7 separate regions of the Mus musculus genome follow, and all the other regions are linked to region 5. A link is a loop called in an ENCODE intact Hi-C map of the cell type or tissue named here. Cell type or tissue: left cerebral cortex. All regions are shown on one strand. Links, peaks and the distances in the headings refer to the core of each region. The heading gives the core; the rest is flanking DNA.

What was found. A loop is a pair of places that touch in the nucleus more often than their neighbours do. Peaks named below come from ENCODE experiments on the same cell type or tissue, not always from the same donor. Only the 100,000 strongest peaks of a DNase experiment are listed, where the experiment ranks them.
Region 1: a loop joins it to region 5, with 3 times the contacts of the local background. A loop is called at or near these places in 16 of 42 quality-filtered maps.
Region 2: a loop joins it to region 5, with 4 times the contacts of the local background. A loop is called at or near these places in 8 of 42 quality-filtered maps.
Region 3: a loop joins it to region 5, with 2.3 times the contacts of the local background. A loop is called at or near these places in 3 of 42 quality-filtered maps.
Region 4: a loop joins it to region 5, with 7 times the contacts of the local background. A loop is called at or near these places in 35 of 42 quality-filtered maps.
Region 6: a loop joins it to region 5, with 2.2 times the contacts of the local background. A loop is called at or near these places in 2 of 42 quality-filtered maps.
Region 7: a loop joins it to region 5, with 1.9 times the contacts of the local background. A loop is called at or near these places in 13 of 42 quality-filtered maps.

Annotation. Positions count from the first base shown.
Region 1 is chr3:126,693,394-126,697,831 of GRCm38, forward strand. All of the region lies in intron 3 of Camk2d (calcium/calmodulin-dependent protein kinase II, delta), which reads left to right. Among named protein-coding and RNA genes, the nearest start is that of Gm15551, 27 kb to the left of the region's middle. In left cerebral cortex, for the core only: no CTCF peak of the experiment used is centred there; a DNase peak (open chromatin) is centred at 2,267; H3K4me3 peaks cover 312 bases; H3K27ac peaks cover 340 bases.
Region 2 is chr3:126,665,575-126,670,012 of GRCm38, forward strand. All of the region lies in intron 2 of Camk2d (calcium/calmodulin-dependent protein kinase II, delta), which reads left to right. Gm15551 (predicted gene 15551) reads right to left here and starts at 3,369. Exons shown (of 2, transcript NR_166466.1): 1 at 3,271-3,369; 2 at 1,755-2,089. In left cerebral cortex, for the core only: a CTCF peak has its summit at 3,444; DNase peaks (open chromatin) are centred at 2,083, 2,816 and 3,291; H3K27ac peaks cover 200 bases.
Region 3 is chr3:125,846,959-125,851,396 of GRCm38, forward strand. No RefSeq gene overlaps it. Among named protein-coding and RNA genes, the nearest start is that of Gm40145, 50 kb to the right of the region's middle. In left cerebral cortex, for the core only: a CTCF peak has its summit at 2,393 (motif pointing right); a DNase peak (open chromatin) is centred at 2,394.
Region 4 is chr3:126,769,564-126,774,001 of GRCm38, forward strand. Camk2d (calcium/calmodulin-dependent protein kinase II, delta) reads left to right here. Exons shown (of 21, transcript NM_001346635.1): 6 at 1,222-1,294. Among named protein-coding and RNA genes, the nearest start is that of Gm15551, 100 kb to the left of the region's middle. In left cerebral cortex, for the core only: a CTCF peak has its summit at 2,206; a DNase peak (open chromatin) is centred at 2,198.
Region 5 is chr3:126,594,272-126,598,709 of GRCm38, forward strand. It overlaps Camk2d (calcium/calmodulin-dependent protein kinase II, delta), which reads left to right and starts at 2,680. Exons shown (of 21, transcript NM_001346635.1): 1 at 2,680-3,233. The coding sequence starts at 3,169. In left cerebral cortex, for the core only: a CTCF peak has its summit at 2,630; DNase peaks (open chromatin) are centred at 1,521, 2,006, 2,627, 3,084 and 2 more places; H3K4me3 peaks cover 2,715 bases; H3K27ac peaks cover 2,794 bases.
Region 6 is chr3:126,533,538-126,537,975 of GRCm38, forward strand. No RefSeq gene overlaps it. Among named protein-coding and RNA genes, the nearest start is that of Camk2d, 61 kb to the right of the region's middle. In left cerebral cortex, for the core only: no CTCF peak of the experiment used is centred there; a DNase peak (open chromatin) is centred at 2,366.
Region 7 is chr3:126,897,863-126,902,300 of GRCm38, forward strand. No RefSeq gene overlaps it. Among named protein-coding and RNA genes, the nearest start is that of Gm25501, 110 kb to the right of the region's middle. In left cerebral cortex, for the core only: no CTCF peak of the experiment used is centred there; a DNase peak (open chromatin) is centred at 2,434.

The DNA.
Region 1 (4,438 bases), core at 207-4,206, 99 kb after region 5:
TTAATAGACTGTCGTGTTATTCAAAGCAAAAACCTGCTCTCCAGATGAAATCACAAAACCAGTCACTGACGAAAGAGAGTTGGCTGCCTCTCACTGTTGTTATGACTGGCTTGCCCTGCTGCATGTGATTCCTTTAAAGGACTTTGGGAGTCTGCTGGGAAGTGAGGGTTGTTCGGTTTTCCCAGGAAGCACACTTAACAATAGTCAAAAGCTTTGGTGGCTGGGCTTTCTTTCTAGTTTCACTTTCTTAATGATCATTGCTCAAAAGCAGGCATACCATTTCCTGGAGGAAGGCGAGAGCGATGGCATTCTAGCAGAATTATTGATAGACACTGAAAGCCAAATTTAATTTTTTATATGTCATAAAACATTATCCTTCAGGGGATGGAGAGATGGCTCAGCCGTGAAGAGCCCTTACTGTTCTTGCAGAGAACTGGGCACACAATGACCTGTAACTCCAGTTCCAGGAGATCTAACACCTTCTCCTGGCTCCTTGGGCACTTACATGCATGTGGAACATATAAACTTTTGAAACCATATACACATATTTATAAAAAGAAATAAATCTTTAGAAATATTATTTTTTATTAATTTCATGCAATTAAAAAAAAAAAGAGAGAGAGAAACCATTGCCAGGCTATGGCTCTACAAACATAGATGGTAGAGTGAGTTTGGTTAATCTGAGCTTCATTGTCTAGAAGACTTTCCTGCGTGGGTTACTGGGTTCTGGGCTATGGATTGAATTCTTGAGTCTCTCTTGACTCAGGAAAACAGCTTTGTATCTCCTGGCCACCTCATGTATTCTGAGAAGCTAAGCTGTTGACTCCATGGGTAATTTGAAATTCTCCCTATGCTGCAAGACGAGTCCAGTTTGTACATTAGTTCTGCTCCCGTTTCTACTAGGTCTATTGTGGCCTGAAAGGCTTTTCCTTAGTTGCTCAGGTTTATTTGTCTTCTAGTGGCTTTGCTCTCAGCTGTGCTCCCAGTTGCCCGGGCACTAGATTTTCTGTCCCAGGTTTACCGTAGATGTCTGTTTCCAGTCTCTTTATGTCTCAGTTACCACCTCCTGGTCACCTGTGGCTTTGGAATTTTGTGTGTAACCTTAGCTAAACCACTCCAGGCTTTCCTCTATTCTTGTTTTCGTTGTAGTTTGTAAGACAGGGTCTCACTTCTCACTCTGTGGCCCTAACTGGCCTGAAACTCGCTCTGTGGTTCAGGCTGATTTGGAACTTAAAGGGATCGGTTACGTCTCCATGTGTGGGGATTAAATGTTTATGCCACCATGCCCAGCATAATTCTTTTTTTGTATAAGTTGGCTATTTGTTTCAGAGGATTGTGGAATTTATATATATATACAATATCACTAAAATAATTTTGACTCTACCTTTTTCTCATATTTTAAGTTTCTGGCCTGTGCATCACTAAGGCCAACTTCGTCATCCTTTGAAAGACTCACTTCCATCTCGGCCTAGAAACCAAGAAGACGCATTTACTTATTTATGTATCTTCCTGTTTCTTTTGATTGTGTTGTTGATGTCTTGTTTTCTTTTTGGCTCTCTCCTTTCCCACCTTTCCCCAAATCCCTGGAGTTCCCCAGTTGTCCCTCTAATGGAACTGATTTAGAATAGCCCTCATTGAGTGATTGCCTCTTTATATAACAGAAACCCATTATGACAGCAGTGGACATGAGCCAGAGTGAAATACCCTGGCATAATAAAAGCTTTTGCTTGTAGAGTAGAGAAGAAAATATATCCATCTTCATCTGCAAATTTCTTATAAGGCAATTCCTATTATCCTTTGAACCTTTTTTTTTTTTAAATTATGAAGCTGACTTTAATCAGTTTAAAAACTCATTGCAGTTTACCAGGATGTTCAGTATAGTTGCAGAGAGAGGGAGTGAGAATAAAGAGATAGAGAAGGAGAGAGAGAGACAGGGAGAGAGACACAGAGAGAGAGACAGAGAGACAGAGAGGCAGACAGCTCTGAATATGTCCACTCTTACCAGGCATAAAGATTACCCTAATAAAAGAAATAAGCCAATCACATCAAGGCCCAGAACCAGATGATGGTCAGTGGAAGAGAGGCTGCTGGGGTCACTGCAGAGCATGAGAGTCTCTGACTCACACGCATTCGCTGGCTTAGGCATCGATCGCAACAGTGAGCTGCCAGAAAAGGAACAGTTCTTGCTTTGTGCTGCAGAGTTCCCTGGCCTAAGAGCCTGTCACCGCTCCAGTCCCTTTCCTACTGCTAGTGATTGATACTGCTGTCTCAGCTCAGGCTGGAAATGGACTGCTGAGGCTCTGGGCAATTCATTCTGTACGCTGGCAGGCTGGACTCCTGGGCATCCACGCATGGCTTCACAAACAGCTCTGTGGATGACCTGGATCCGTGACAGCTCCTCTGACCCTGTTCTTTTGTCCTCTGCCCTTATTGGACTTTAATGCCTTGTTTGCCGCGTATGCTCCAGGACACAGGAATCCCTTCCTGTTGAAATGTCACATATTTTACTACTAATTGGGACGATTATAAACTGAGGAACCACGGTATAACTGATCTTTCTGTAATGTTTTCTCTTTTTCTGGATGTTCATAGTTCTTTGATTGCTTCACTCCTCATCCTTGAGTTGTGCAGCATAGAGAGACCCCCCCCTCCATTTCTTCATGAGAAACCTGTCTAAAGTAATTTATAGTTTTGTTGAGGTGTTTTCATTTCCTTGTCCTTAATTTTAAAGTGTAGCATATCACTTTTATTTCATGGGTATATTGTAGCCCAAGTCTAGTATTTATTTTGCAAACCAAAAAATTTAACAATCACTGTGAAAGCCTCATGGTTTATCACAGGGCAGATGGTGTAATAATTTTAATAAGTGGCAATAACTTTATTGTATTTATTTTATAGCAGTATTCTAATTATTAGATATTTTGATAGTATTTTATTTTTATAAATATCTGTTTCATAATTACACAGAGTACCAAACTTCCAGTTCTTTATTCTGTTTGGAAGAAGAAAGCTTTAAGAAAAATAGGTAGATTTTTTTTAGATAGTAATAACCTGAAACGTATTGATTCTGAACATTTCATATAATTATCTTATATTTCATATAATTATCTTATTACTTTCCAGACTACTCTATGTCTCAGGAAACCAAATCTCCATTTTTTAAAACTCAGTTCACTGTCAGTAACTGATCCTGTGCCTATATAAATCGGGACTCTGTGAGTCTCAGAGATGTTAATTAAATTTGGTTGAGCTTGCTTAGTTTACAGAGGGTGGAACCAAGATTCAAATACGTTTGTTTGACTCCGAAGTTCACATTTTGATCTGACTTCCTCATCTGCACAAGGCCCCCAGGGCTCTGTGTAACAGCATTACTTTTCATTTGCATAAAATACTGAAGTTGGGTGCCAGCTGTGTCAGGAGCATCAGCCCTGTGAGGGAAGCTTGGACTGTTCACAGGAACCTGTAAAAGAAGTGCCCGCACTAGGTATGTGCGTCAGCTGTGAAATATTTTCTAGAGTCTTGACTATCTCCAAGGACCAGAAGAAGCAACAGTATCGCCCCTAAGTCAAAACTATGTCGGTAGCTGCTACCAGGTGATGATCATGGCTACAGTAGACAGACTGCTAGCTGAGTGTTGGACAGGACTCTCTGATTCCATAGGGTATCAAGGCCTTTCCTGTCTCGAATGTCTGTCTTCAGCTCAGGCCCCCATTGTTGTTGAGTGAAAGTACTCTGAGTGACTCCATCCCCTCCTGGGTAGTACCAAGTCCACTGGGGCCTTCTTGGTTCTAGTCTTCCTCAGTCCCTCTAGACTTGAAAAGTGAGTTACCTCTTGGGGCTTTTGTACAATACTTGGGTTTTCAAGCTTGCACCTCTGTCTCAACTTTCTTGTTTCTAGTCTCCTTCCTCTGTGTCCAAGGGCATCTTATGAACATTCTGGCTTTCCTTGCTCCACTCTTCTCTTTGACATTTACCTCTAGACGTATTCCTTGTTGCCTACTAGAATATTCATATGGAATTGTATCAATACCTTCTTCATTATACTATACTGAAAACTGTATGGATTTGAACCCCTACCCAAACCTGCTCCTGGGGTTGTGTTAGCCTGTGAGGCTTCTGCCTTGCCTTAGAGATGTACCTAGACTGAAGACTCCCCAGTGTTCTCCTGTTCACCTTTTCTTTTTCTTTTTTTTTCTTTTTCTTTCTTTTTTTTGTTTGTTTTTTGTTTGTTTGTTTGTTTGTTTTGAGACAGGGTTTCTCTATATAGCCCTGGCTGTCCTGGAACTCACTCTGTAGACCAGGCTGGCCTCGAACTCAGAAATCCTCCTGCCTCTGCTTCCCAAGTGCTGGGATTAAAGGTGTGCCCCACCACTGTCCAGCCTGTTCACCTCTTTTTCCTTGAGGATTTATATAATCAAATTCCTCTCCCTCTAACTTC
Region 2 (4,438 bases), core at 112-4,111, 71 kb after region 5:
TTTAAGAGGAACAGATATAGACTTTGGAGTTCAGTTGGTATCCTATAGTACTGTGATTTCATGTTGTGCACCCGAGGAAGCAGATGATTACAGAGCTTTTAGTAGATGGACCATGCTTCCATGACGGCTGAAGAACACCCGGATCCCCCTACCTCCATCTCATGCAGTCCTGCTGTGTGGCTCGGCTAGCCTCCTGATCTGCTCCTGCATAGAACCTCTCCTCACTGAAGGCTTTGCTTGAGCATAGTTCCTGGGGATTTATAATGGCAACTCAGATACATGGGATAGCCTGATTTTTCAGTTGGCCAGAACTAGAAAACTGTAGATGGTTCTTATTTGGCTTGTGACTGTAGCCTTTAAAGCCAATCTTGTCATGACAGTTATCCTTGAGAGTAGCTATTATGGTACAGCTAAATTTCAAAGAAAAAAAAATGGCTTTTGCTGTTGTTTGAGATAAGATCTTAGTATGCAACTCAGGCTGGCCTCAAACTCACCATCTTCCTGCCTCCACCTCCCAAGTGCCAGGTGACACTGCTGTGACATGTCCTCTGGGTTACACATGCTCTGCTGCCACGGGGAGCCATTTTCCCATGTATGTGAGGCTATTTTTATTTTGACTGATTTGTCTTTTTAATCCAAAGGATATAATTGAGATTGTTGTATTTTTAAATTGTTTTTTAAAAGAATTTCATATTTGTCTGTTGTACCCACCAGTTCTTCTCTTTCTGATCTGTCTCTTTCTCTTCCCCATTCCCTCTCAAATTCATGACCTCTTTATTCTTTAATTACCATTGTTACATGTATATGTGATATACTGGTATTGAATAACCAGCTATAAGCTAGGTCCCTGGAGAGCACTAAGCTTCCTCCGAGCCTCCTTTATGTAGAGGTGGGACATTGGAAGATTTCCTCCATTTACATTGGCATGTCAGCTGATAGTTATTGTTCAGATCTTGGTTAGAAGGTGTGTGTCTAAGAATGTGTATTTTATCTTTGTCAGTGAGCACTGAATTTTCTAGAAACCATTTAGTTCTTTCTCAGGTAAATGTTCGTGTGTTCTTTTTCATGGCTTGAGATTCTTATCAGATGGCCTTGTATTGTGAGACACTCATGGCAGCTTTTAGACCAACAGGCCAGACTATGTTCTGGTGTCTGTGGCTCCTCAAGAAGGAGGTTGTTCAAGCTCTCTCTCGAGCGACCTATACTTTTCACTTAAATTTTCTTGTTTTTACACCCCTTTCCTTATTTTTGAATCCATTTAATCAATACTTAATCAATACTTATTGTATACAATAATATTGCATTTCGTGTATTTGTATATGTACATAATTACGTTTATTAAATAATTTAAACTTGAAATTAAGCATGGAGAAGGATGTAGGGAAGGGGACAGTGGAGGAGTAGACTTCTTTTGCCAGGTTTTCTAACCTTTTTACATTGCAACACAGTGTTGCCATCTATCTGCAAAGCTCATACCCCAGGACCCTGAAATTGCATATGCACATTCGCACATGCATGTGCACACACATACACACACACACAAACACATGCACACACACCATGTATACACACATACACACCACACCATGTATATACTACAAAAAACACACACCACCCACACCGTACCCACAGCAGACACATGGGCACCACATGCACACACACCATATGTAGATAACACTCACTCGCGCGCACACACACACACACACACACACACACACACGCGCGCGCGCACACAGAGCAAAACAACCACAATGTTTTATGTAATTGGTTTAATGGTTTAATCGTTTATGGTTTAACATTGAGCTGAATTTACAAATTTGCCCCTACCCTTGGGGTACATGGGGTTGGCCAGCAATTTGGAAAGTGAGCAGTTGGTGGTCAGAGCCTGGGGATTTTAACTTCCTGGTTCTGGAGGGGAAACAGGAGTGATGACTGAGATTAGAGCAGGAATATAGATCACTGGAGACAGGGAGGTCAAGAGGCTGAGAGGCTGAGAGAGCGAGAGAGCGTGGGCCAGTTCTGTGTTCTTGTGGAAGTAGCACGGCGTTGGAAGGCTCTCAGGGAGTGCAATGCTGGTTGCATGCCAGGCCTGTAACAAATAAAGTAGACTGAGCAGTGAGCAGTGGGGGATGGAGACACTCTGTGTGCCAAATAAGCAGCCTACAAGCCCCAGATGGCCTGCACAGCACAACCCCTGGATTCTTGGTGATTCCTCCATTTCTCAGCATCCTTCGACCATTATCTTGATCGATCAAACTCTGAAAGGCAGGGGCCGCCCAATCTTAGTTGGATATTCCAAGATGACAGGAATCGTATCTTTTTCATCTTCTTTACTAGGGCATGTTTTGCTGCCTGCCTAAGCAGTAGACACTGATGGCGAAGTGATAAATTATGAAGGAACTAGGCAGTGCGGTGGTTATTTTTTAAGAGAATATGACACTGTTTTTATTTTTACTCAAGTAAACAAAATTTCGTAAACTTTCCTGGAATTTAATTTCTGCCACTGCAGGGCTCTTCCCCCATGCTTTATTAACATAGGAATTTCTTGAGATTTCTTTCTAAAACCATCCCTTTAGTCAGAATAATTAATTTTGATTCCACTCCATTCCCCCCTCCCCCAGTGATGCAGACATTTCACAGAGCCAATTAGGTTCTGTAGATGAAGCTGCCCTTTGTGCACAGAAAGGAGCTGTCTGACTCCAAGCCCAGTACAAGTTCATCTGCCTTTTAATTGTTCACTGCCAGCCTGCAGTCTCTCAGTACCAAGAAATGGTCAAGAGGGATTGAGACAGTTTATAAACACAAGCGAAAGGCCCAGGCAGTGTGCCATGTGTGTGCATAGAGAAACTCTGGCAGGACCTGCCACGAAGCTGTCAGCCGTGGTCTATTTAGATAGTCAAGTTTTAGGAGAATTTTCCTTTTCATTTAGTTGAAGTGCAGTGATATGTTCTATGAAAATGCCCATTTAAGAGGTGAACATCTCAAAGTAATAACAGGGGAGGTTTAAATCAGGGTGGGGACAAAAGTCAAGAACTGAGCTTTGAAGAGAGGAAAAGGGGCTTGCCTTGGAGGAGGAAAAGGGCTTGCCTTGGGGGAGACGGGCAGGCTGCAGGACCTAGGCTGCAGGTAAGGGCTGTTCCTCAGGAGGCTTATATAGGGTGTACCACAGCCCTTTGCTAAGAAACATGCCTTTTGTCCTTGCAATTGCTGGAAGCAAGGCTCCATCACAACAGAGGCTCCTGGCCTGTTCGCCTCCAGACGGAAGCCTACCTTAGGTTCACGCCTGTTACTGTAAAGGAGTCATCAGGCTTTTCTCACAGCAGGCGTTGCACGGGTGCATCTTCTCAGCGTCCCTCTTCTCTGCAGCACAGCTTCCCACAGTCTTGTACTTTAAATAAACGCCTGCCCTGCCGGGAGAAGGGAGGAACTCCAGGACCATTCTGTCCAGGGCGGTGCCCTCTGAGGAGTTCATTCCCCACGCTTATATAACTGGAAGTGAGCAGTGGGTCCCTGATTGCAAAATAATACAAACACCCGTTGGTTGGTTGCCTCCGAATGCATGATTTTGCTGCCCTGTACCAGATAAGCACTTAATTTTTACCCGCCAGGGTTTTTTGCTAAAACGGAGGTGGTTGCACTTGAATATCTCGTCTCAGTAGGAATTTTGATGTTTAAGTGATTGCATTAGCCTTTCTTTATTGTACAAGTAGGAAATAGAAGCACTCATCGAGTGCTAAGAATATATAATAAAGATAGACACATTTTTTTTTTGGAAGTATGGTCTTAAGTAGCCATAGGAAGTAATAGGTCAGTACGCCATTTGCATAAGCGTATGTCTTCTTTCTCTGCTTTGATTTATCCTCGTGCCTCATCTCCTTCCCCATTCCCCCTGCCTCTCCATCTATTACATGAGCCTGTATCTTTCCTTAAAATCTATTTTTTTCATGCATGCATGAAAAAGGATTTTACCTTACAATTTCCAAACAACTCATAGGGTGTGATCTAGAGAATGCCAAATGTCATTTTGTGTTCTGCTGTGGCTTTCTTTCATTTTCTGGGATTATGACCAAGCCTGGACCTTACAGGGTTTCGCCTCGGTTCCCTTCTCTCATCATCGAATTTTTAGGGATTTGGTCACAATTTTGACCCATTTAAGAGTTGATTAGATATGTATCTAATGAAATAGTAGAGACTTCAATTTCCTTGCATTAACATGGGAAATAAGTGCAGTCTGAGAAAATGGTGATTTCATTTTCCTTTAAAGGGCATTCTCTCTCTCTCTCTCTCTCTCTCTCTCTCTGTGTGTGTATGTGTGTGTGTGTGTGTGTGTGTGTGTGTGTGTGTGACAGAGAAACAAAGAGAGAGACAGAGAGACAGAGAGGTGGACAGAGAAGGGGGAATGGATGAGGTGGCAAGGACAAAGTGTCACTACTAGCAT
Region 3 (4,438 bases), core at 167-4,166, 750 kb before region 5:
GCTAGTTCAGGGCCATAGCAGTTGTTCCTCCTAATGGCTGGAATGTGTGTGTCCTTAAGCAGCACAGAGTTATCCTGTGGAAGAGCATCTCTGAAACAGTCTCGGCTCCATTACAGTGAAAAGGGTGGGTTGACTAGGTAGAAGAAGGAAAAAAATCTCTCCAGATTTGCAAACTGATTTGATGATGAGTTACTTTGGGTTTTGCTCCTGAGCCAGAGTCTTTCTGCTAAATTAATGGAATGCTGAAGCCTCAATAATACAAAACAAACAAACAAACAACAATAACAACAAAAATGCAGAAACTTAACTCTTCGTAGAATAATCAGTGTCTTGAAAGGGTGAGGCCAGATTTCGAGAAGTTCCTGCAAGATCAACATACTTAGAAGGTAATTGTAATAAAAGCTTTGAAAGAGAAAAATGTAAAAGACAGACACTTAGACTTGATGTTAGAAGATCTAAGTGTCGTTTAGTGTATTGGAGAACAAAAATGTAGACAAAGTTATACAGCCACTTACCCCATTAATAAATGTCATCAATATTCAAAGTCTGTGACAATCTCAGTAGGAAGAAAATCCTGAACAAGAGACATACATGCTGGTCTTAAACAGAAAAATTCTGTAAGACGAAGAAAGTAACCACATAAGAGTGAAAGTTGCCATTGCATAAATCCAGACTTTTAAAGGATTACTTAAAATACAAATGAAAATTGGCATGCATAGGAGCTTAGTAAAGACTTTGGAATAAATGGAATTTACCCTAAATTTTTGATCTTGCATTTCAAAATATTGTCTGCTCACAAAGTGAGAGGATTGAGTTGGGTGGAGCCAGGCTGACTCCCTGACAGGCTGCAAGCTGGCAGTTTGGGAGACTAGGCCTAAGTTTCTCAAATCTGGAAAAGTCCAAAACAAGTCAATTCTAGGGAAAAACAAAACAAACAAACAAACAAACAACCACCCCTCACGGACAGCCAACCAGGAGCTGAACAAGCTGCCTCCCCAGCCCACCTGAGCCAAGTGTAGTTCATCAGCAGAGGTCCTCCAAATCTCCCAGAGCCTTAACCCATCACAAAGATATATCCCTTGGGGATGGAGTCAACCAATCACAGGAAAGGAGGTGAAAGGCACTTATTCCTCGCCTAACAAGGCTTTACATTGACCTGGCAAAGTCCACACCTCTATTCTCCATCTTGATTTACAGTGGAATAAACACGCTTTGCTGTTGCATACTATTTGAGTGTGGGGTATCATTCTTCACAAACCATGGATCCTTACAAAACTATGATTGCTGCAGTGGAGTTTATCCAGTACAAAGAAAATATTTTTATCTCAAGAGGGTACAGCATTTAGATCATCACATACCCTTGGTTGCCTGTCGGTGTGCAGGAAAAACTCAACAAAGCAAAGTGGAAATTAAACATTGAATTTAATCAACACAGCCACATGCATGTAGACAAATGACACTATGAAATATTGTGTTTGTACTTAAACACCTAAAGTGATTAAATTAACTGGATAATTATTAAAAACCCAGCTCAACTTGTAATGTCCACATAACTTTTACACCCAGCTGTCACCTCCCTCAACCCCTGCCAGCTTCTTGATAGATTTTTATTCCAAAGAGTAAATAGGAGAGTCATAGAAAAATAAAATAGATTGGCCTTTATACAGTCAGAATAGCTTTCTGAAAATAAATTTGAGATTAAACAATGTTTGAAAACCACTCCTGATTTCTGTTAGCATATGCACCTTTGAAGACAGGCTCTGGCAGTCTCCAGCATAGTCTTTTCTTGACTAAAAGGTGTTCATAGTACTAAATGAATAAATTTGCTAAAAATATAGATAATTTTGGTTTTTTGCAGGATGCTAATGTTCAAAGATTTTATCTTATTTTATTTTCTGGTCAAGTAGTTTTATGTTAAACATACCTTAAATGGGGAATAAAACCAAGATAGTTTCCTGCCATTAATTGTATGGAAATGGTTTGTTGGTAATTTCAAATAAGAAAATGTGGGTACTGGCACATTTGTGTAAGTTGGGAAATATTATTCAGGGGGATTCAACAAAATCAAGTTGGCTTGAAAGAGCACGGCAGAACCAAGCTTATTCTTAGATTTTTATATCTAGACTTGAAGCATAGTCATACAACTTAAGCATCAGGATAAAAAGAGTTTTAAAGAACAAGTTATTTAAAACTTCTCCTAAAAAGTTTCTCACAATAAACTGTCAACACGCTTTGTAAATGCTGCTTTTTCTCTTTTTCTATTATCAATTTATTCTTAACCACTTTGGAGGTATTTTGATGAAGCACATAGATTATTAAATTTCCTTGTTAGGGCCTGCACTTCCCAAAGCTTTGGAAAATGTGTGTAACTAAATCTGTGCTTGACCACTAGATGTCACCAAAGGATTGTTCACTGAAACAGGCAAGCGGTGCCTGTCAGAAAAACCATTTCCTCTATTTTTCAATGTAATCGAGAAGCAACAGTCGTAGCATAATATTCTTAATAATGCCCGCCTCCTTGGTGTCTCACTATTATGCTTTTATGTGCAACATTCTTTTTTGAAACAGTCTTTAAATAATAAAAAATGATTCAAATACTATAGAGAAGTCATTATCATTTGAGATATAGGTGACAAATGCTATAGCCTTCAGAATTATATATATATATATATACTATATAATATATAGTATATAATGAATAATATATTATATATAATATATATACACACACATATATATGTGTGTGTATATATATATAACTTCTTTCACCTACAAGGCAGTTCAGCTGGGCCTGGTCACATCGTAATGAGTATCACTACAAGTTGCAAGAAGCAGAAGTCTAATTTTACATTTAATTGATTTAAAATATGAAGGCATAAAGTTTAAAATAATAATGGTATAATTTACAGCATAAAGTTCTGTGGTGGAATTTCTTTAAGAGGAAATTCCGTGCAACATGCACGAATAATTTTTTTTTGAAAAATTCAGTGAGTCTCCCTCTTTGATTAGTATGATTATGAGGAAATTCACCTGAACAGACAAACTTTCAAGTGAAGAAATCAGAGAAGGGACATTGATGATAAAATTAAAATAATGAATGTGTTCTCTTCGGTGTAGATTTTAATCTTCATAATGTACTGTCTCATATTTCAGTTATTAAATATTTTCTTGTAGTGTGCTATATGGTGTCTGTTCTCAAGGTGGTTTTTTTGTTTTTGTTTTTGTTTTTTTATCTTTTCTGGGCATGTTTGGTCTTCTCTAAATACTCACTGATCATGCTTTAATCTCTAGGACCAGAATTATTTGTCCTTATAGTTTCTCCAACTTAAAAGTAATGTTTTGGTTTTGGAAAGTATATTTTCTATAACTAGATAGAATATTTTAAGCCATATATCCAATCACAAACTCAACAGTTTCAAATAAAAGAAAGGGAGTTGTATACTTCCATATTGCCCTATTTAACGTCTAGTTAAAATTTTGATATTTCTGGTATGATGATATTGACTATAGTAATAATTTTTAGGGCCATTAATCAAAGAGGAATAGTATAACATGTTTAACCATTACATGCTTTCAGGCATAGTTTCAGACACGTAGTTGTGACTTGTATGTATTTGTTGAAGACAATGATACAAGTATAAATGATACATGGCCATTGTCTAATGGGCATTTCTATGCTCATGCCCAGTCTGATAAATGTAGAAGCCTCATGCAATATTCACAAGTATAATATGTTGGCATTTGTGTCCTAGTTTGCTGTGACAAAACCATGACCACAATCAAGTTGGAAAGAAAAGAGTTTATTTCCTCTTGCAGGTTACACTCCATCACGAAGGGAATTCAGGGAAGCAACTCAAGGTAGAGACCTGGAGGCAGGAACTGAAACGACATTCATGGAAGCATGCTGTTCACTAGCTTATGCCCTACAGCTTACTCAATTTGATTTTGCAAACAACCCAGAGTTAACTGCGCAGGGGTGATGCCATGGACCATGGGCAGGGCCCTTCCACATACAGGTCATCTTGATGGAGGAGGCATTTTCTCAATCAAGATTGACTCTCAGAAGACCCTAGCTTGTGTCATGTTCAGAAAGGGCTAAGCAGCACATAATATTTCTGTCACATTTGCAAAGAGGAAGAGATTATCATCAACAACCTATACATGGGGGAAATTGGTAATTGTAGAAACTATCATAGTAGCCTAACATAAAGACACACAGAGAGAGACCATCTTAGTATAAATAAGAAACCCTTCTCTGAAACTTTAGCATAATATTTCTTATTCCTCAAATCCCAGGGTTTTGTAGTACTCAGGTCCCCTGTGGCCAGACATAAGTTTGAAGGTTGTTCACATTAAGGAAGGCATCATATACTTAGATCCAGTGTTCTCAACAAATGGAACAAAGGATTAACATTTATTCTCATCCTCCACTGGGAAT
Region 4 (4,438 bases), core at 129-4,128, 180 kb after region 5:
TGAGATAAGAGAACCACACAGTTAAAAATAATGAGGAGTGACTAAATAAACTATGCAGTCGATGCATTTCAGTGAGGCAGCTTTAGGTGGCCATATCAACCAATTTGGAGCCAAAAAATCACAGTTGTCATGGGCATTTTTGATATTTGTATTGTTAAGAATGGGACAGTGATTGCTTTTATGCAGTTCAGTAATTTGCTGTAGAATGTCATCCAAGTGGCTGATAATGTTATCAGGTTTCCACTTTTCCTTGATTCAGAGGACACCCTTTAGTTTGTACTTGGGTTTGAACTGCACAGTCAATGTGTACAAAGACGTGTCAGTGTGGTGTGTTCTGCGTTATTGTGTGTCAGGTGACAGCTTATTGGGGACTTGGGGCTGCCAGGCAAAAGATTTACTCTAATCTGATTAGCAGCTGACGAAATTAGTAAGCGTCTAGTAAGAGTAGCATCCTTGGTGCCTTTTAACATGGCAATAAGTAAAGGGTCCTTCTCTAGAGTGGGTGGGTGGAAATAGAGTTCACAGTTACCAGTTCCCCAGAGGATCTTAAACTTCTTTGTAAGCTCCTCTGCCCCTCCCCAGAGTCTTCTTACAGTAAGCAGTTTATTTTATGTCATGGGTCAACTTTGTTCCCCCGTCTCCTCTTGGAGCTTGCATTCATTTTCTTATCCCTGTGTCGTACAGGAAGCACCCCTTCTAAATCACTGGTACGTGTGTCCTTCCTCTTTTTTTGAAATCCCTGTTTCACTTACCACTTCGTCTGTGTCTACCCTCTCGTTTCAACCCGTTTGCTTGTGACCTCAGATCTCAAACAGTTTGGATTGTGTATGACAAGCACATGGAAATTGGGCATCTCTAGATAATCTTTCCAGACCATTTTGGGAACTAAAGCATCCAATTTCCTTTCAGAATATGAACCTCAATTTCTCTCACCTCTGCTTTTATCTGTAGACCAACAAGAGGAAGCACAGCTTAAATTGTTTTGTCTGACTATGTCACAAATTCTATGTTGGATGTCATTTTAGTAAAAATCAGATTTAGCTTTATTCAACGTTATTTAAATGCTGGTGTAAAGCTAAGAAAAGTGTGAATAAATATAATTTTGTTTGTTTGTTTTGTTTTGTTTTGTTGGAACCTTCATTTTATTTATTTTTTTTAATCCAATGTGATTATGTGCCTTTAAAATGTTCTCCCTCCCATTCTGCCCTTGTATCTTTGCAGTCATTGTATACAACAGATTCTAGAGAGTGTAAATCATTGTCACCTAAATGGCATAGTTCACAGGGACCTGAAGGTCAGTATATGGAGTCCATAAATCTGAATCAAAGAAGTTTCTTTGGTTTTATTCTTCTGGGGAAAGGGCAGAGGTCGGGGGGCTGCATTTCAAATGGTGTTCAAAATGCCTTTCCCAACTCTATCTTGAAATGAATAATGAATGACAATGCATGCTGCCTTTTCAGTTTGCTCATCTACAGGCTACATATACATCATAGCAGGAAGGGAAGAACAACATCAATACGGCACGCCGTTTCCAAGCAGTAAATTACCAGAGGCGATTAGAGGGCAGGCTTTCCTGAATTGTCCAGCATTGGCCTGGAATGAACTTGGTCTGTGATGTATGTCCGCCTGTAGATTTAAACACCACTTCTGTTCTGAGGCCATGGGTTGCTGAAGCAGGACGACTGGCTACACATTGCTCACCTGAGCCTGACAAACCCCAGGCAAAGGGTAATGATTGCCAGCTAGACTGCATGCAGCTCAAGAAGTCCATGATTGTCAAAAATTCATGACGCGTCCTCACTTAAATCCAATGGTGCCTTGTGTGCTATTGGGACTTTTAGAACCATACTTGAAAAATGGGAAAGAATTGGCAAAGATTTTATGTGGATAAAGTGATAGCATACCACAACTACAGAGATAACATTTGTGTTCCTGTTCGTTTTCTGGAAGAATTTATAACCAGGAAATGAGCTCTAGAACAAAATGATATTGTCCACATAGATTCTCATCATGGCTCTTGGCTGGTCATATCCTCACTGTTCCGAGGTAGTAGTCATTCTCCTTGAGCAATGTGTTTCTATTACTGAAGGAGGTCAACCACAACACAAGTTGTCTGCTAGCTTTGCTCTCTAACCCGGTCTCTCTGAGGGTATACAGACAGTGAGTGTAAGCTTGGGAACTAACACACGCCCCCTGGTGTTTGCATGCAGTCATTGCATTCAGCAGATCCTGGAGGCTGTGCTACACTGCCATCAGATGGGCGTAGTCCATCGGGACCTAAAGGTGAGTAAAGCTGTTGGAGAAGATGAAGAAAGAGCCACACAGTTTCTAATGACTGTTCAGCTGCAGTTATGCCCGGAAAGGCAAACACTCAAGCAATATGTGGACTCGTTCCATACATGAATCCAAGTGCTTCCTCTACCACAGCCTCCATTCAGCTCCTAACATATCCTTGAAACTGATAAATTCCTGTCTTTCAGAAAGGAATAGTTTGCTAACGTTAACAATAAGTAACGTGCTTTATTTCCATACCCCAGGGAATGGGCATGGAATTTAACTTGACTTTAAGATTTATGATTTTCAGTACACTTTGATCATACATGATATTTTACATTTATACTATATATCTAACATTATATAAATAATCTTAAAAAGTATTAACACAGCTTAGGTTCAGTGATTAAGTGCCATTTTGAGCCCTGAACTCTTTTCCCTCCTATTAATTCTTAGAATTCTAGGACTGTAGGCTTATTGATTCTTTTATTTGAATTTCTACAAATAAAAATACTGAGGTCTCTTAAAAATAAGGAAGGAAAGAGATTGTATCAGAGCAAGCATATCAATCACAGGTCTATATTTTTTCAGAGGGACCCCACTAGCTTGTAAGAGTTTATGTGATTCCCATTACCACTGAGAACAAGAAAACTTTAGGTCATTTGGAATGAGACGGGCTAGGGAAGTCTTCCACTAATTTTCTATTCCAGTCTGCTCATAACTTTAGGCTTACCTTTGATATTTTTGAGAAACAGTGAAATTTACAATGGTAAATGAAATAAAACCATCAGGTGCGGTGAGAGAAGCTGATGTACTACACAGTATATTGTAGTTTCGGTCCTTTGTTTGCAACCCCAGCGTGCCCATCAGTACAGAGACAATGTAGTGTTCAGTAGAAGGACTTGGACCCCACGCCATCTCTCTCTCTCTCTCTCTCTCTCTCTCTCTCTCTCTCTCACACACACACACACACACACACACACACACACTCACTTCTGGGACTGTAGTAAGTGGCGAATCTGTACTTATTACTTATTATTCAATGAAAATATGCATCAAAATTATTATGTGAAGTTATGATTTTTACCAGAACTTTGACCTTCCCCCCCCCCAGAATCTTATTTAATTTCAGTTGATTTTGAGGATTTGAGTTGTATCAAGCAAAGCTCTGGCTGAGGGTGTTCGCTTTGGGTGAGTCAGCATAGGATATCACACTTTCTAACGCTTACCACATATACCTATTAGGATAGAGAAAAACTATGTGTGCCTTTGAAAAGTTCTATCCTGGCCAACCAGGTCAAAAACTCATTAGTGGCCATGCGAGCGAGCAGTCAGAGGCCCTTTGTGTTACCCACTGGACCTCTTACCCATCCGGTGGGCTGGCGTGGATATGCTTACTATTCATGCTGTTTTATCAGATTCTCTTAACACCCACATGGAACATTTTACTGCATTGATGTGACCATATGTGTATTCTGAAGCCAGACATAAAAAGTGAGAAACTTCTTCCCTTAATTTTATGGCGAACGTTATGGGTTCGGAACACGGGTTTGCTGTTACGTGTATAAACTTAGCTAAGCCCTTCAAAAACTGGACGTTGAAAGTCAAAAATGACAGTGGCCTGGACCATTGCCTGTAAAGGAAGCAGTTTTCTGACATAAGATACTATTACTATTCTTAGTAATAAAAAAATCCAAGCAAAGTTCACTACCAAAGGAAATGGTGTGCCACGTACCCTGGTTTCTCCTCCTATCTCTCTGATCTTCAGAAAGGATGGAGATGGACTTCTGAGAGCACTTACTGTAATCTCTGTAACTGCCGACCTAGTTTTACCAAATTGATGACTTGGACAGACTCTACAGAGTCTGCTTCTCTGCTTGTCAGTAGACCACTTCCTAATCGTACTAACAGACTTTACAGTAGAGTTTACAGCTTATACAATGAAGGCACTGTATGTGTGTATATATGTGTTAGACCCCTGACTTCTGACTTCATTGTGTGCCTTTTTTTTTAACCAAATGAATACATTCTACACGATAGTGAACTGCTGGAAGTTCCACATTTATCAATGTACTCAAATATAAAGACCTTCATCACCAGGCTTCAAAGCAAGCTTCCCTCACAGTTCCTACACCCTCTCTTTGTATTTCTTTATTCTGACTCG
Region 5 (4,438 bases), core at 267-4,266:
ATGCCTTTTAAAAAATTTAACTATTTTGCAGGTATTCCTAAAATAATGAAATAGAACTAAGAGAATTATAATTAAGGCTGGAGAGATGGTTCAACCATTAAAGGCTAGTCTCACAACCAAAAATAATCAATCTGATTATTATCTTAAGGAAGCCCTAACTTTAGGAATAATTGTGAATTCTTTAAATAAAAGAAACATTTTAATGAGAATACAATATAGATCAAACAACAGAGCATGTGTAGATTAAACATTATTTGTACAAAGTTCTTGTCTACAAATACTAACTTGATAATGATACATCAAAAGCAGTTACTTTTTTATTATACTTAAAATTATTCTAACCATTTACAGTTACCATTATTTTAAACAACTGAGTTAAATACTGTAATTATGTAGACTTCACTGCATTGGTATTTAAGAAACAATTTTCTTCCTAGTTGTAAAAAATTTATTATGCTCATTTTTAAAATTTTATTTTTGTTTTCACTTTTGGATTTGGAAAAGAATATTAAGTTATGCCATTATAACCGAGAGCCATATATTTAAGCTACATATTAAAAATGTTTAGTTAAGGCCAAATTATATCTTCCTTTCAATTTTTGGCTTGGTTATTAATACTTAAACACTACTATTTCTCCTTTTAACTTTTTAGTTTCATCTTCCTTTCTTTGTCACTACATTTATACCAAGTAATCCTTATCTTTTATTGCCAGGATTTAAGATCCAAGCTCATTTCAGTTTTGTTATTAAAAATGTTCAAATTTAGCCAGGCATGGTATTTCACACCTTTAGTCACAGGCTGGGGAGGCAGAGGCAGGTGGATCTCTCAGTTTGAGGCTCAGCCTGGTTTGCATAGTGAGTTCCATGCCATTTAAGAGAGACACACTGAGACTATTCCAATCAAATAAAAATGTTCAAATTTAAGGACATAAAAAACAAAATTTGCTTTTAAAAACAAAAAGGAATCAAAGCTATATAAAAACCACAGAGGAACTTCAATAAGCTTCCAAGGGTGTCCCACAATGACAACTGAACAGCAGAGGCCCCCAGGTAGGAACAATACAAGACAAAGCGGGACGTGTGCTGATCCCACGTGCTTGGCAACGTCAAAAATCAGCACTAGGAATCTAGTGCGTGGGCAGAATATCAAATGATGTAAGTAAAATTGAAGGGAAAATTATAGTAAAACAGGCCAGTAAATGACATTTTCATGGGCAAAACAATGCAGACATTGAATGATGACTAAATTCAAAAAGTATTTTCTTGTGTTGAGTGGGAGAGGGCTATTAGAAGTATGAGTAATATTTGCAAAATCTATAACAAAAAAAAGCATTTAAAAATTATATGGCCGTCTGAGTACTTCAGTTCAAAGGCCACTCAGCATTCTTTAGAACAGGGAATAAAAGAACCTGCAAAGTAGTAACTTATAGCCGCCCTAAAAGCATGTACAGGCTCCCTAACTGAAAGTTATCTATCATCTTCCCACTGTGAAATTTTAAGTGCACGATGTGATTCTAAGCACGAGCACATAAGCAATAGAAATGCAGGATTTTATGGTTTCCTGCTGTAGAACAAAAAGCAACAGTCTGAAGAAAATTTTTTAAAAGTTCATGATGCGTCTCTATTTTCCGTAGGCCTCTAAATCTGCAATTGCCTCGTTTATTAAAGACTCAGAAGTGAAAAGAAGGCTCAGAAATGATCTTAGCCACCACTTACACCTTAACCCATCTTACATGCTAATTTTTTTTCTCCATGCTAATTTTTAAGCAACAGTGTCAGATATGCTTAACTGTACACACGTTCTTGAACTCTTAAATGGTTTTCCAGATAGCCACTGAGGGAGTACACTCCTGTGCCCCTACTTGGCCTGCTCTTTGAGAATGCAGGTAAAGAACTCCCACCCTCCCTCTCCCTTCTCCCTCGGCAACGCGAAACAGGCTAGGCACGCTCACGTGACGCTAATGACGTCAGCCCCCTCTGGGTCGCGTGACCCACAGCCAACCTTCCTACCGCCCCACCCCCTCGCCACTGGCGTGGGACATCTCGCGAGAAGCCTTCTTACTATCAGAACTTGCTGAGGTTACAGGGGAGTTACTCTGGAGAGGAAGGAAGGTGTGGCAGAGTGGTGCACTTTTGGGTTTCATTATGTTAGAGTTTATGATCAAGCAAATGCTTATGGGGATCGCCCTAGTCGGGAAAAGGGGAGAGAAGGGCGAAGACGTGACAGTAAAAACTGAAGCGAAACGTGGTGCCCTGACCATCTTTGCCCCTAGCTAAGGGACAGCCGGGCGCAGCAGAGGTGGCCAAGGCTGGCAGCCCCAGGCAGTAGCTGCGAGCCGGGGGACGTTGGACCCGGGTCTGGGAGCAGTAAACGCGAACCGCGCCCAGATGCAAGGGTTGCTTCCCTCTCTCGGCTTCCCCGGCCTCGCGGCCATCCCGCCCGGGTAGAGGCATCCGGGTTGTGGGAGCTTCGAGTGGTCTCTCATCTTTCCGCCCTTCGTGGGTCACTGCGACATCTCAGTCCCGTCCCCTTAAGCGCGCTCCCTGCTGCTCCGCGCATCTCCCTTCGGTCTCCCTAGACGGCTGCGGGAGAGCAGCCCGAAGGGACGCGGCTGGAGTCGCTAGAGGGAGGTGTGGGGCCGCCGAGGAGGGGGCTTCGCTGGGCGGGGAGAGGAGGGAGGAGGCGCCGGGGAGGAGCCGCGGCTGCCAGCTTCGCCCGAGCCGAGCGAGCGCACTCTGTCGCCCCGCGGGTTCCCAGCCTTGCGGCCCCGTGGAGAGGAGGGAGCGCGGGCCACCAGCGCCTCCTCTGCCCGCTGGAACGACCGGCTGGGTGTTCACTCGGCCGCTGCCGCCCGCCACTCCGGGCGCTGCGTTGAGCTCTCCGTGCGGCCTCGGTGACCGCGGCAACCCCTCCTGACACCTCTCCCCCGCCCCTTCGGGAGCCCTCGGCCCGGCCACCGCGGCGGGAGGAGGAGAGGACAAGGGATCGCGGAGCGGGCTGGTCTGGCCACCTCGCCCCGCGCGCCCCGCCCCTGCGCGCACTCCCTCGCCGGCGAGCTACTTTCGGACACGGAAAGTGAGGGCGGCCCCGGGTGACAGCGCGGCGGCGCCAGTCCCGGGAAGCCAGGTCTGTTCGCGTGTCGCCCGTCGCACTGTCCAGACCCCGCCATGGCTTCGACCACCACCTGCACCCGGTTCACCGACGAGTATCAGCTCTTTGAGGAGCTCGGAAAGTAAGCGTCCCTGCCTGGCATCTCCTCCTCCCCACGACCCCTCGTCTCCCTCGTGGGGATAGAGAGCCTGCGGGCCGAGGCGGGGAGACGGACCCTGGCTTGGTGCGGGTGGGGCACACAGGGAAGGAAACCTTTGCCCTACTGTGGCGGGTGCTCCGAATTCCCAGCCCATCTTCTCGGGTCCTCCACCTCTCCACGGGGGACTTAGTGAATTTATGATCTCTGCAGTTGTAGCTGTCATCCTGAGAAGTGTGCGCGCACGCGAGTGCGAATGTGTGTGTATGTGTGTTCGGAGAGGAAAGGAGATGCATGTAAAATGCAACATTTATCACATTTTTGGTAAATAGATGTCTCTTGCTCAGCCCGCGCTGTATCTGCGATCTGACCCAGGTTCGGATGAGCTAACGAGAGAACACTCGCTCTCTGAGATGGTGCCATATTTATCGATGCCGAAAGTTCAACTTGGCTTGGTGGAGAGTCTGGTTCGGCATCCAAGTAGTTGTTCCGTTCAGGAAAAGGGCCACCCAACAGAACCCACGTCCCTGCCATGTATCCGCTATCCTTCTTTGCACTAAGATGAGTCGCTCACCATCATTCTAGGATTTAGGTGTACATCGTCTCTGAGAGGATTTATTTATCCAGGCAGAGGAAAGCCCTAGAGCCCGAGAGAGCGTTTCCCCAGGGTAGCCTAGCTTGTGTAAAACGACCTCCTCCACTGAAGTGGCAGGACTTCCTTGAGATGTTAAGGAGGGACAGGGTACCTACTGAAGATCTGCACAGGGGCAACTAGAGACTCAGTCAGGAGGGAGTGTTGGTTTACCGAGCATCAAACCCCAAACCTATCGCTAATTTCCACTATCAGGGAAGGGATGCATTTGTGTGTGTGTGTGTGTGTGTGCTGTAGGTTTCCTTACAGTTGCATAAAAGGAAGTGTGAGCACTTTTAAATCAAATGAAAATGATATCTTTATAGATGATCTGCTGTTGAAACATGGAGTATGTCGGAAGAGCAGCTTAATTTAAATCTCTCCCCTCCCCCCAAGCCCAAACCAGGCAGAGAGAAATCACCTTACCCCAGAACCTGTTAAAGCACACCAGTGAGCTCGAGATTTATGTTTTAATGAAAACAATCGCCATATTTACTTAGTTGGAACCACGTTAATTATGTTTCCTACCGAAATAAACAGTTTTTTTTTTTTTTTCTTC
Region 6 (4,438 bases), core at 282-4,281, 61 kb before region 5:
CTAACAGTTGTGCACCTGGACCTTCGTGTAGGACTCCTAACATCAGGAGCAGGGGCTGTCTCTGACTACATTGCCAGCCTTGGATCCCCTTCCCTTAACTGGGCTGCCTAAATAGAAGAACACGCACCTAGCCTTATTGCAACTTCATTATGCCGAAGCTGGTTGATAACCACGGGAGGTTGCCCCCTTTTCTGAGGAGAAGGGGAGCAAGGGTAGATGGGTGTGGTGAGGTGAGAGGGAAGGTCTGGGAGGAAAGGAGAGAAGGTAAACTTCAATCAGGATGTGAAGCAAATAAATAACTTAATACAAAAGAAATCAGCATTGTGAGTGGGAGAAAGGAAGTCTAATGGGCTGCATCTCTAGTCCTACGTGGGTATTTTACAGTTATCACCACCCATTAGCATCTGGAGGATTGTTTTCTTCCACTGAGATGACAGCTCCAGGAAGAAAAAAATAAAATAAAATTAAATAAACCTCCTGCCTAGATGAATAGACAATTCAGCAGTTAATCCAGGGAATGGTTGAGGACATTTTTAACCTGTTATGGTTTAATTTCTGGTTAGTTCTAATCACCAGTCTTACAGTTCTAATTGCTTTGAGCAGCTCTCCTGTACAGGCACAAACACTTGACCTCCAACTTCTATCTTCTCTCTCCAGCATGTCTAAGCACCTTTCAGCAATGTGTCAGCAGCCAGGGCCTCGTTGCTCTCTCTTCCTTCGGGATGGCAACTTTAATTAGGAAGCCTCACCACCTCCCTTCCTCTACTCTGTGCTCAGTAATATTTTACTTGCAATTATCCCAAGCCTCCTACTGATTACCTCACAGAGTGAGCAGACCTTCTCTGACTGGAGTTTTGGTCCCCCCCCCCCCACACACTTTGTTTTTCCTGGCAGATACAGTCTTGCCTTATAATATGTAACACCTACAGTAATTGCTGCTGCTTCAAAAACTCTGTGAGCTCCTTTCTGAACGCTACTGAGCCACACAGAAAGAGAGTTCGCAATATAGAGATATTACTTTGTTTGTATCCCAGCATTCTCAGAGGGAGAAAAGTGCAAAGCCTTTCACCCTGGTGTCTCATTAATTCTGACAGTATCCCTAGAGGCAGAGAGATGACGAGAACCATTATTCTTGTTACTGCGGAGAAAACACTGAAGAACCCGGAGAGGTTAGCTATCTTGTTGAAGGTGACACACAGTTATTTAGAGCCCAGAGGGGATTTTTTTTTTTAATGCACACAAACTTCAGATTTCTGACTCTTAAACAGTTTATCCTTCCTCAGCTCAGCCTTGTGTCTTTTGGCTACGGCCGTTTCACAGTTACTTATTACACACAGGTGACTGTCATTTAATGGAGGGCAAACCCCAGGGGAAAAAAATATCAGGTAACTCCAATCAACATATACATGCTTATATTTACCAATAAGAAGGGTCAAATGTCTAAGCAAGTATTCAGGCATCCAAGTACAAAAGGCAAGTGAAATTCCATGAGAGAAAAAGCTTCGTGTGTTTTGTAATTCACTGCACAGTGCACATAGCTGAGTTTCAGTTCATTCTTGTTCTATGAAAACTGTGAACGTATGGATATGCACAAAGATGGCTGCTGGGAGTATAGGCTTGTGAGTTAAGTCTAGGATTCAGCTAAGACTATCCTGGTAAGGTTGGCTGGCTCTCCAAGATACAGACTTCAGAACTGGTCTGCTGTCTCCTTTCAAATTTCCAACCACAACATTACGTCTTGTCCCCAATAACAACAGCTTCTTTCACTACAGTAGCCTTTCTAGTCTCATTCCTGCCCAGAATTCACAGTGACACCTTCTTATCTTGACTTAAGGACAAAAATCTACAGGGGAGGGGGGGAGTCATGGCCTTACATCTAGTCATGTCCTTCATAGATAACACCATAATCTACAAACATCCTCTATTAATTTGCTTTTCCTTGTTATTGTCTCTCTTTCTGTCTTGGTCCCTGCCCCAACCCTAATAGCATGTGAAAATTACAGGGTTCCAAACACACTCAGTGAGTCAATGTGGCAAGACACCAGACTCCTCCCATGGCTGCTTTGTCTGGAGTGATTTCAGAAACATGAGACTAAAATCTGAATTTCTGAATTTACAACAGAAACCTTCTACTTGTGGCAATCAATTCAATCAATAGCTTTCTACATTGTCATTATGAATAAAAAAATAAATAAAACCCAGCCTTTATGGTGCCTTTTCCATAAGCTTATGTAAGTATAAAATGATATGCTACACAAGATCTTTAGCAGTTGGAAGGCAAAATGCTAATGTTATTTATAGCACAGCCCTTAATAGTAGTACTGACATTTATGGTAAAGACTATGCCTGTCTGTTTACCTGAAGTCACTGCTGAAACTGTCCTGAGCTGATAGTACTGGAACCTGTGCAATTTCCATAGAAAAAAAAATATCATCTCTCCAGGCATTTTTTTTAGAAGACACGTGGTCTATAAAAATCAAGGGATTTTTCCTTGCTTTCCTGGCAAAGCTTCTTTCCACAGGCTGTCACTGGTGCAGGGGACTGATGCTCACTTACCTTGGTTGTTACCATTTTCCACAGAGCTCTTCTTTTCACCTATGCTCATTCCTACCTCCTTCAGATCACAATTTCTTCCTGTAAACATTTTTCTTCCTTGGCACTTTATTGGACTTCCCATGGGCCTCTGTTCCTTAGCAGGATGTATGTGGAAGGAGTCTGAGGGATGAATGGACAAAGGAAGGTAAGTAGGCTTGTGGGTTGGGAGTTTGGGGGGGAAATGGGACAGCAGGAAAACAGAGGGTTCATTGTTGTTATTATTCCTGGGTTGTTTTTCCCCAAGGAAGAGACAGAGGGGATAAGTCAGTAGCAAACAGGGAAACGGGAAACTGATAGCAACTAGAAAAATCTATGAGCCACAGTAAGTCCTCACTTCCAGTCCCTTCCAGTCTGTTCCTTCTCACTTTTCCTTAACAGGCCTATGCTGACACTTTTGTTTTGTTTTAGTGGCATGGACATGAAAAGTAAAGTGAGCGCCATTCACTCTGAAACTCTGAAAGAAGAGGATAGTGCCCACTCTGGTTTCTGACAAATCGTGAAGAAGCACTAAATTCAAAAAGACCATTTTACCTAGATCTTATATAGACAACAAAATATAACTGAATGTTAATGGCCTGCCAAGACCTACACCAAGGGCTTTACAAATATCACAGCCTCATTTAGTTCTGTAACAACTCTATTCATATGCCTGTTATACCATTTTATAGGTTAGAACACTGATGTCCAGAGAGGCTAAATAATTTGCATAAGGTTTCACAGCTAGTAAATAACAGACTGACTTCTAACACCATGTTCTTAATAACTACACTTATTCCTCTGCACACTGAGATGAGCTTAAGGGGCACAATGTTTACATATAATCCAGGAATTTACTAAATAAATATTCTCTTTTTAATCATGTGATGCACACACAGAAAGACAAAAGGAAAGGGCTATAAAGATGGAGGGGTGGTTAAGAGCACTTGCTGGTCTTGTTGGAGGCCTTACGCTCAGTTTCTAACACTCACATAGCAGACTAACACTAACTGTAACTCCTATTCCAGGGCATCTGACAGCTTCTTCTGTTTTCTGTGTATACAAAACATGTATGTGGTGCTCTCATACATACAAAGACACATACATGCATGCATACAAACACACAAGGCACCCACATATATAAATGCTGCTGTCTACTCCAGTATTCGTAGTCCATCAGAACTTCCCAACCAGCTGGGCGGTGGTGGCACACGCCTTTAATCCCAGCACTTGGGAGGCAGAGGCAGAGGCAGGTGAATTTCAGAGTTCGAGGCCAGCCTGGTCTACAAAGTGAGTCCCAGGACAGCCAGGGCTATACAGAGAAACCCTGTCTCTGAAAATATGAAGAAGAAGAAGAAGAAGAAGAAGAAGAAGAAGAACTCCAACCTTTTTAAATTGTGATTCTATGTCATTTTCTCTTTCTACAAAGTCCATGCTCTAGACCATGTGACAAGGAAAAGAATTCTCAGAGTTGTTTAAGTAAGTTGTGTTAGGCTGCATTAGAAGGTTTCCTGAGCTGGACGGAGCTCTATCTAAGGGTTAGCCAAGCCTGGAAGTGATTATTCTCAGCATCAGGGACACTAATGAATAAATCCCTCTAGCTGTATGGGCATACTTTACCACCATCTTCCAATCATCCTGCCTTTTGTAGATAGGATTCATAAACACACAGACTAATTTGAACTGCATATACAGTGAGAAGGGTCTCAGCTAAGTAAGTAGCCTAACTCCCTATTCCTTATACTCCTTGTATGTAACTAGAAATAATACCATTGAAATCCTATGGAAATTAAATTTCTGTTTCCTTAGAATTTACTGTTTTTCTCACAGAAAACAACTTATACAGATCATCTTTGTAGTTATGATT
Region 7 (4,438 bases), core at 235-4,234, 300 kb after region 5:
CAGAGTTATAAAGAGCAATTTGCAAATTCATCTTGAATAAAAAAAAACCCTAGGATAGCAAAAACTATTCTTAACAATAAAAAAAGTGGTGGATTCACCATGCCTGACCTCAAGCTGTACTACAAAGCAGTTGTGATAAAAACTGCATGGTACTGGTACAGCGACAGACAGGTAGACCAATGGAATAGAATTGAAGATCTAGAAGTAAACCCACACACCTATGGTCACTTGATCTTTGACAAGGGAGCTAAAACCATCCAGTGGAAAAAAAGACAGCATTTTCAACAAATGGTGCTGGCACAACCGGCAGTTATCATGTAGAAGAATGCGAATTGATCCATTCTTATCTCCTTGTACAAAGATCAAGTCTAAGTGGATCGAGGAACTCCACATAAAACCAGAGACACTGAAACTTTAGAGGAGAAAGTGGGGAAAAGCCTCAAAGACATGGGCACAGGGGAAAAATTCCTGAACAGAACAGCAATTGCTTGTGCTGTAAGATCAAGAATGGACAAATGGGACCTCATAAAATTGCAAAGCTTCTGTAGGGCAAATGATACTGTCAATAAGACAAAAAGGCCACCAACAGATTGGGAAAGTTCTTTACCAATCCTAAATCGGATAGGGGACTATTATCCAATATATCCAAAAAAAAAAAAAAAAAAAACACCTCAACAAGGTGGATTCCAGAAAATCAAATAACCCCATTAAAAAACAGGGTACAGAGCTAAACAAAGAATTCTCAGCTGGGGAATACTGAACGGATGAGAAGCACCTGAAAAAATGTTCAACATCCTTAATCATCAGGGAAATGCAAACCAAAACAACCCTGAGATTCAACCTCACATCAGTCAGAATGGCTAAGATCAAAATTTCAAGTGACAGCAGATGCTGGTGAGGATGTGGTGAAAGAGGAACACTCCTCCATTGCTGGTGGGATTGCAAGCTGGTACAACCACTCTGGAAATTAGTCTGGTGGGTCCTCAGAAAATTGGACATAGTACTACTGGAAGATCAACAATACCTCTCCTGGGCATATACTCAGAAAATTTTCCAACTTGTAATAAGGATACATGCTCCTCTATGTTCATAGCAGCCTTGTTTATAATAGACAGAAGCTGGAAAGAGCCCAGATGTCCCTCAACACAGGAATGGATACAGGAAATGTAGTACATTTATACAATGGAGAACTACTCAGCTATTAAAAAATGATACCTGTTGCAAAATACATGAGACTCAAGAAGAAGGAAGACCAAAGTTTGGATACTTTGGATACTTCATTTCCCCTTAGAATGGGGAACAAAATACCCATGGAAGGGGTTACAGAGACAAAGTTTAGAGCTGAGATGGAAGGATGGACCATTCAGAGACTTCCCCACCCGGGGATCCATCCCATAAATACCCACCAAACCGAGACATTATTGCATATGCCAGAACGATTTTGCTGACAGGACCCTGATATAGCTCTCTCTTGTGAAGCTATGCCAGTGCCTGGCAAACACAGAAGTGAGGATGTCACTATTGGATGGAACACAGGGCCCCCAATGGAGGAGCTAGAGAAAGTACCCAAGGAGTTGGGGGGATCTGCAACCCTATAGGTGGAACAACAATATGAACTAACCAGTACCCTCAGAGCTCATGTCTCTAGCTGCATATGTAGCAGAAGATGGCCTAGTTGGCCATCAATGGGAGGAGAGGCCCTTGGTCTTGTCAAGATTATGTGCCCCAGTACACAGGAATGCCAGGGCCAGGAAGCTGGAGTGGGTTGGTTGGGAGCAGGGCTTGGGAGGTTATAGAGAACTTTCAGGATAGCACTTAAAATATAAATAAAGAAAATATCTAATAAAAATTGTTTTTTTTAAATATATATCGATTTAAACTAAGCACATTTTAGAAATTGTGAAAGAAGTGTTCGTTTCAATAAACCACTAGAAAACAAGTGAAAAAAAGAAACAAACAAACAAAAACAAAACCACAATAGTAAGCATCACCAAGAGACTCAACTCCCTATGAAAGAATATCTAGATGAAGGTTGGCACTGAGCAAGTACGGGTGAAAACAATAAGAATGAACACAGGAGCAAGACCACCATACCCTACACCTCTTAAATGCAACCAAGTCACCAAGATCGATGGGGTGAAAGAAAGAGCAGAGATAAATTTAAGAGGCAAGGCAAGCCTGTCCATTGAGCTTACAGTGGAAGATTTTTCCAAACCTTGAGCATAGGGTGCACAACAAATGCATGGCACTTGCCAGAAAAACTTCTCAATGATACTACAATCATGAGGGCAAAAACACAAAGCCAGAGAAGCAGCAGCTGGAGTTGTAAGGGAAGAAGGCCCACTCATCTACAAAGGCAAACACTGCAGATTGACATCACACCTCGAGTCAGCAATACTAAAACCCAGGAAAGCATGCAATGATACACTCCAAGCTCTAAATGGATTTCAGTCTGTCTGCCTGTCAAGACAAGATGGCTATATCCAGCACAGCTATCTGAAAACAGATGGAGAGATATACCAGCACAAAAGAAGGCAGTTGATGGTCATGAAGACAGCACTGAGAGGAAGCTTAAGGAGATGCTGTGAGAGGAGGAGGAAAGAGAGCCTCAGCACCTGATCACAGGAGGAGTAAGGAAAGAATAAACAGCATGAGAAAATACACAAATAAAGGAAAGCTAGGAGCCAATAAAATCCAGCTCATTAAGCTAACTGGAGAGGAGGTAGCTCATTAAGCTAACTGGAGAGAAAGAAAAAGGACAACCATCCAACCAACTATGCAAACAATCAACAAAATTAGAGAAACTGGCAATCCCTCAGACATAGTTTAAGTGAAAATGACCTCAGTTTGGTTCACCAATAGCGAGATAAAGACTGGCTTAAAAAACTAGACTCACGGGGGGGGGGGGGGGGGAACTAGACTCACTTATCTGTTGCCTCTAAGAAACTCACTCATTGGCAAACACACCCACACACTGAGAGTCAAAGGAAGGACACAATCTATGAAGTGAGTTGAAGCTGTTAAACAACAACAACAAAGCCAAACAATTGATGTAGTTATTCTGATAGGTGGCAAAACAGATGGCAAATTGAAAGTTGTTGAAGAAAGAAGGCCACTATGTGTTAATCAAAGGAACAGTTCATCACACAGATATAACAATTATATATGTGTATTGCTGAATTCTGGGGCACCCACTTCATAAAATAAAGATTAACGGACAGAAAAAGGTCTGATATGTCCTGGTAACAAAAAAAGTGTGTAGTGGTAAACAGTTAATCTGCCTTGAGCTCCCAGCGGGTCAAATGTGCTTCTAGCCACGCTCCAGAGCTCTGGGTTTGTGAATGACAGTCACATACATGCAGTGATATTTTTAATACGCTTTGTTGGCTCAGTGGCTGGGCACTTTCTGAAACTCCCAGTGACTAACACACACTCCACTCTGGAAATTCTTGGTTAACATTTTCTAAATCTATATTTTATCTTTGCTATCCCAGACCCAGTCAGGGGAGTAGTTCCTGTGGTCATTTACTTTGATTCTTACGTGTGGACAGGACCTTAAGTTTAATCTCTCTGCTTTCCCATCACGGTGATTCTCTTTGGTCTTCTACCCACTCAGTCCCTTGCCAGAGCAATCTAAAAGTCCCACCTCCATCTCCCTGTCCAGCTATACTGTAATTCTTTATTAACAATCAAAGCCAGCTGGGAGCAGGTGCCTTCAGAGTCTGGAAGCCCGAGTTTTGGAGCTGAATTGAGATGAAGCATTAGAACCAGTCCCCAACAAAAGTGTGTGACTTCAGGATCTACTCATTCTTAAACTCATCCTATAAATGAAAAGTTAATAAAGAGACTCTTGAGTTATACTACAGGTCAAGTGGATCTAGTCAGTGTATACAAAATATTCCATTCTACCAACAGATTCGGAATACACGTTCTTCTCGGCAGCCCATCTAACCTTTTCAAATTCGGCTCACATTCTAGGCCCAAAGCTAGCCTTAAGGAACACAAAGAGATTGAAAGAATTATTGCTATCTTATCTGATCATCGTAAGCTAAAACTAAAAATCCAAAACTATGTAAACTACACAAATGACTGAGATTAAATAAAAAGCATTCTTGGATAACTAGAGGGTCATTAAAGAAATACAGTTTTAGAATCAAATGAAAATTAGGACACAATTTACTGTAACCATAGGACACAACTAAAGCATCCCCAAGAAGAAAGTTTACATCTCTGATCGTAGAAACTAAACTATCAGACTTCAGGATCTACTCATTCCAAGGCAATCCAATCATACAACTTGAATTCTTAGAAAGACAAGAGCAACCCAAACTCATAGCGAGAAATAAAGATCAGGGCATAAGTTAATGAAATGATGATTAAAACACATATGAAGAGTCAGTCCATGAGCTGTCCTACCAACATTAAATCAGATAATAAA